2 separate regions of the Homo sapiens genome follow, and region 1 is linked to region 2. A link is a contact called in ENCODE Hi-C or POLR2A ChIA-PET data. All regions are on one chromosome and are shown on one strand. The core of a region is the stretch at or near the end of the contact, and the rest is flanking DNA. Distances in the headings are between cores, read along the strand shown.

Region 1 (2,700 bases), core at 179-2,678, 43 kb after region 2:
AGATTGCACCACTGTACTCCAGCCTGGGCGACAGAGTGAAACTCCATCTCCAAAATAAAAATAAAAATAAATAAAATTTAATTTTGAAAATAAGTATCATAACTAAAGAGTGTTAAAACAGTTATCTTAATTATTTTTTCAATGACTTCTAAAAACTGTCCTGTGAATAGTTTTGAAGATTCTATTTTCCACAGGAGGAAGAATAATTCTCAGTGAAGAGGGAAAAAGGAAGAACATGAAGGAGTAGTCAGTTCATGAGAGGAGAGAGAACTTTTTATACTAAACCTGTGAGAAACTTAGCTGAGATAATCATTTTTCATAAAAAATTTTAAGAGAAGAAAAATCAAGATACGGTAGTCATTTTTACACATCAGTCATGCCTACCAATAGTAAATTAAATAAGAAATTTATGAAAAGTCAGTGTCCTATTAGTAGGTGAGTCTTGGATAAACTCACTTAATATAATTAAAAGCACAGCTATAACCACACACACATAACCACTCTGCTTGTGCAGAGGCTAAGTTAGATCATAGCTCTGCCAAGTTAAGCATCTCATGGAACTTCTCATATTAAAGAGTTATTGTTTTCACTGCAAATTAAAACAGGCACTTAAATTCTTCCTATGAAAACCATCCATTTTACTTTTTCAACCTCTCCACTATAGGTTAGACAAACAGCATGAAGCATTCGGAAATATCAAATTGATACGTGCTTTTATTTAACATATAATCTTTCTTTCCTCAATCCTTCAGTAGCCCCTGCTACTTTGCTACCTCAAAATTGTTTCTTTCTCTAACCACAATTCCTTATTTCAGCAATTCCTATCCAAACTATTATATATGTTATGATTACTTTGGAACATCTTTGTATCACAAATTAAAGATGCCTAACAATGTTTACAGGAATATGTATATTCAGAAACATGTACACTTATAAGTGTATACAGACATACTATAGAGAATGTATATATCATATATTTTAAATATATAATATACATACATCTGTACAATAAATATAATACATTCACGAAAAGGAGAGAGAGCTCCCCATTTTGGCTGCTCTTCCCCTCCTGGCCTCCTTCTCCACTGCTTGGGTCTTTCAGCAAACTAGCTTTCTGTCAGGACTTTGCAGATGCCGCGTCTACACCTTCCAGTTTTCTAAGTGAGTGCCACCCTCGTGAATACCCATAGCGTGACTGTCTCTTGTTAGTTCTTCTCCGCAGTTGCTCAAGGGTTGTAACTGGCACCAGAACAAACGAGACAGTAAGACGCCCTGGGCACCAGCATTGCCTAACCAGGGCAATGTGCCAGGTCAGGCCACCACTTTGCAAGCACTGATGCTACCCAGCAAGGCTTCGGTTTTCCTTGCCTGCAACATGGTACCGCCTCAGGCACAGGAGAGGCAAGAGAGAATGACCTTCAAGATCATTCTTGTGAACTAGGTAAAAGAGCGCCATCTGCTGAACACAAGCGCCTCTATAGGTTTTCCTTGTTGGCTAACGGGATACCTAAAGGAATATGCCCCACCAGGCTTGTTATTCAAGTCTCACCGGCCACTCTGACCTTCAATGCAGGTGACCCAGTTCCCCTTAAGCTGGATCAGCTAACTGGACACCAAATCATACTGCTCCAGGTGGTCACAGGTAAACTTGAGTGCTTTACTCACATGGAACATTCATGAATGTCAAGTCCAAGACAAAAATCCACAGCAATGAGAACTGGTATATACATGCCTGCCAGAATCATCAATGTCTGAAAGAAACCATGATGACTTTCACATATGTCGTGTACAGTAAGCGCAGTGCCAGGAGGGTAAGCAAGAACTAGTCAACAACAAATCACAAAACAAAAGAATTAACTGACACAGATTTAGAAATTACTGGCTCACCGGCATCTTTCTAATGGGAAAAGATTAATACGTTTACCCTTAAAAACATAGGAATGTATGTGTACTGGCGTGGAATAAAGTTTCCCTAGTTCTAGAAACAAGGAGCTTTCTCTACTTTGCATTCTTTCTTTGTGAGGAAAATACTTAATCATAACCATTCCTAAATGCCTCTTAATTTACCATTTCCTCATACGTAATTCCTGGTTGCATACTATGGGAGCAGTCTAAATAGTACTGCTCATTTGAAAAGTTGGCTTTCAGTTGCACACAGGAGGGTCTGGACTCTCAGATCTTGGCTTTTTCCTGGAATTTCCCACACAAAGTCAAAAGAAAGAGAATGTCAGAGAGCTAGTCTATTGGGCAGGCCAGAGAGTAGCATTTTGCCCAGAATGAAGTAATGTCTACAGTCTTACTTTTGCACTAAAAAATGAAATCAGATCCTATGCAAGGGCACATGTAGTTTTTAACACCTTTCACTTGTTCATATGCTTTTTCTCCTTCATCTGGAAGGAGCTTCCATTAGGCAGTCTTCTTCATTTACTTGAGGCTTCCCACAAAAAACAGAAGCAGAGTATTTTCTTTTTCTTTTTTTGTTTCTTTTTTTTTTGAGACGGAGTCTCACTCTGTCGCCCAGGCTGGAGTGCAGTGGCACGATCTTGGCTCACTGCAACCTCCGCCTCCCGGGTTCAAGCAATTCTCCTGCCTCAGCCCAAGTAGCTGGGATTACACGCGCCTGCCACCACGCCCGGCTAATTTTTTTTGTATTTTTAGTAGAGACGGCATTTCACTGTGTTAGGCAGGATGGTCTCGATC
Region 2 (2,700 bases), core at 201-2,700:
GAAAACATGCGGTAGGAGCCTCTAAACAGTTCCCATATAAATTTTAAAAGGGTCATCTTAGTACACTATCAGTGTAAGGAAATGTGTAGGAAGAAAAGACAGTCTATGTCCTCATGATAAGTTAGAGAAGAAACCAAATATGGAACATTCTCTTATGAATTTCTTCCCATACACTCACCCAAGACAACAAACATTTTAGAATGTTCTAAGAAACTATCTGGTGGCTTCAGTGGACGAAAATGTAAAGGGTTTGAGGCTCAAAGACCAAGATTTTCAAATCCTATGACCCAAGCCTCACTTTCCTCATCTGTAAAGTCAAGATAAAAACTTACTTTACAGAGTTGTTAAAAAGATTTACTGATTTAATATGTGTAAATCACAGGGCATGGTTCCTAGAATGTGGTTAAGCACTTCAATTTTGGTAGAAATACCACCATCTCTCTACTAATGACTCTGGGGTTCCAGAGCTCCAGCTCACCGTGTTCTTTGCTCCTAAACGAGAAGCCACAGAAAAGAAGAGAAGCTGTTCTCTGGCTCTAAAATGGAGACCAGCTTCTGAAAAGGGGGCATGTATCCATCTCTTCCACAAACCAAATTTTATCATGCATTGGTAGACAAGATCTACCAAAAGCCAGTTGCAAGTTCCACTGGGGCATGTTATGTAGAGGGAAGGGACAATGGCAGATTCCCTAAGCTGCTGCTTTCTGCAAAGATGAACAATGACTTGTGCAAACAGCTCAGGCAGGCAGGCAGAAATCTATAGCCCCAACTGTTGCCATGACCACTCATCACCACTGTCACCTCCCCCACTTCCACTGTACTGCCACCACTACCCTTGTGGCCATCACCACCTCCACTAATATCATCAGCTCCATCACCATGACCAATACCTCTTCTCCTTCCCCACATTACAACCACCACCACCACCACCATCATTATTATCACATGACATCAATCAAGACCCTAGCTGCTAGAAAAAGAATTGCTAAAGGTAAATCTGTCTAGCATGAAGTTTTAAAGAAAGTTTTATTGGAGAACTTTTGAATCACCTGTGCAATGTGTCACACCCATCTGTCAGCATGTACAAAAACAGACCCACCTAAAGCTACTTACTGCAACAAATGCCACCGAGCTGAAGAGAGATTCCTAGAGAGGCAAACTCCCTCCTCCCCTTCCCCACCATGTGGATCAGGAAAAGGGAACGAAGAGGCTCTGTGGTCCCCCCAGTGGGTCTCTATTATAGCTCTGTACCTGTGCTGCTCACTGTGTCCCAACATGTAGGGCCAGAGGGACAGGGCTGCGGGGAAGAGGAGAGTGGCCATGGCCTCACGATGGTTGGTCATGTTTCTTCCATCTGCCAAGAGGCTGCTGTGCACTCCTTGGCCAGGAGTTCTGTCACAATGAACTTGAAGCCCGCGGACGAAACAGCTTTGCCAGCAGTCCTATGGGAGGCTCATGTCTTCGGAGAACAAGGAGGGCATGTTCTGGTGCCCTGCCCGCTGCCACAAGGAAAACTGAAACAATACCCTTTTAAAATAGCTTTGACACAGATTTCACCGTATTTTCCTTTGAAGACATAAAAAAAAAAATCTAATAACTTTGTCCACATTAAAAAAATATGGGTCACAGGTTTTTGCTAAAAAAAGAAAAAGCTATTTTTATTTCCTTGAATCCTTGTAACAACAGTTATAAACAGCTAAACAGAATTTTTTAATTATCCTTTTAAAAATACTTTTTAAAACGTAAAGGTTATTCCTAGGCTGACACTGAATATGCCAGGTCTGTAGCTAGAAGCAAATTTTTATAGCTAGTTATAAACCCCTGAAATATGAGTTTACATTGGAAAAGCTGAAACAACCTTAACTTTAACCATGCCGATGGGCGCCCTGTAATTATAGTCCCTGAATGGAATAAAACAGTCTCTCTTCCACGGTAGCATCACAAAGAACCCTATTAACTCTCCAATTACCAAATGAGGAAACAACATTCTCTAGAACCCAAGCCAAGGAAAAAAGAACACTGCATGTTCCAACTGAAAACCTTAAAACTGAGCTTCAAAGTGACAGCGCCTAGGGAGGGCGCTCCCCTGGAAGGGAATGTTTACTTCACTTATTTAAAACGACTGAGCGTCTTCACCAAGGCTCACACAACACTACTTGTTTAACAAATAAAGATGTATGTTTCCTGGAGTGTTTCTAATTGGGATTTGAGGTCCCACCTCCTAAGAAATTCCGGGACTGGCTATCTCCCTGGAGATGCCTTCGACAACGTGGGTCTCCCCTCTCAAGGGGAGAGAAGGGCCCAGCCTTCGTAAGTAAAGAGGCACAGGCAAAACAGCAGGATGCGGGGCTGGTCTTCCACCAAGGCATCCATCACACTTTCAACAGGAAACAAAAACGGGGAAGCACAAAACCATATCCAGTAGGATTTGTAAATTGAGCTATTCAGTAGGCAAGCAAACTTTAAAAATAGTAACTTGGGGGAGGCCAATTTCCCTCCTCTCCTCCATTCTCTCCCTCCTCCCTCCCCAATCTGCTGTGCTCCCCTGGCCATCTCTTCTGCAGCAGCAGTTAAACAGCCCTGTTTTCAAAGCCATGCTAACATCTTGGGAAACGCCAGGGCAAAAATCAAAGATTCTTTGGTAGGGCGTGTAATATAAAACTTGAAGTTGTTTCTGTTAAATTGAAACAGCCATGTTAA

What was found. A loop is a pair of places that touch in the nucleus more often than their neighbours do. ChIA-PET counts read pairs that join two places held with the same protein, here RNA polymerase II (POLR2A). Pooled maps may share reads with other maps.
Region 1: a loop to region 2 is called in a map of Caco-2, with 4 times the contacts of the local background. The contact joins two enhancer-like sites. A Hi-C loop is called at or near these places in 4 of 168 maps with a recorded cell type or tissue (Caco-2, PC-9, mammary epithelial cell and 1 more) and 6 of 50 pooled maps. POLR2A ChIA-PET finds 5 or more read pairs at or near these places in 7 of 52 experiments (BJ, Caco-2, IMR-90 and 4 more).

The regions. Positions count from the first base shown.
Region 1 is chr9:94,781,984-94,784,683 of GRCh38, reverse strand. The region is part of intron 3 of AOPEP (aminopeptidase O (putative)); the gene reads right to left. Among named protein-coding and RNA genes, the nearest start is that of MIR2278, 27 kb to the left of the region's middle. Within about 2 kb of position 1,428, at least 17 of the 41 ENCODE cell types and tissues checked have a DNase peak (open chromatin) inside an H3K27ac peak, as active enhancers do.
Region 2 is chr9:94,824,936-94,827,635 of GRCh38, reverse strand. All of the region lies in intron 5 of AOPEP (aminopeptidase O (putative)), which reads right to left. Among named protein-coding and RNA genes, the nearest start is that of MIR2278, 16 kb to the right of the region's middle. RefSeq lists an enhancer at 1,784-2,457. Within about 2 kb of position 1,450, at least 12 of the 41 ENCODE cell types and tissues checked have a DNase peak (open chromatin) inside an H3K27ac peak, as active enhancers do.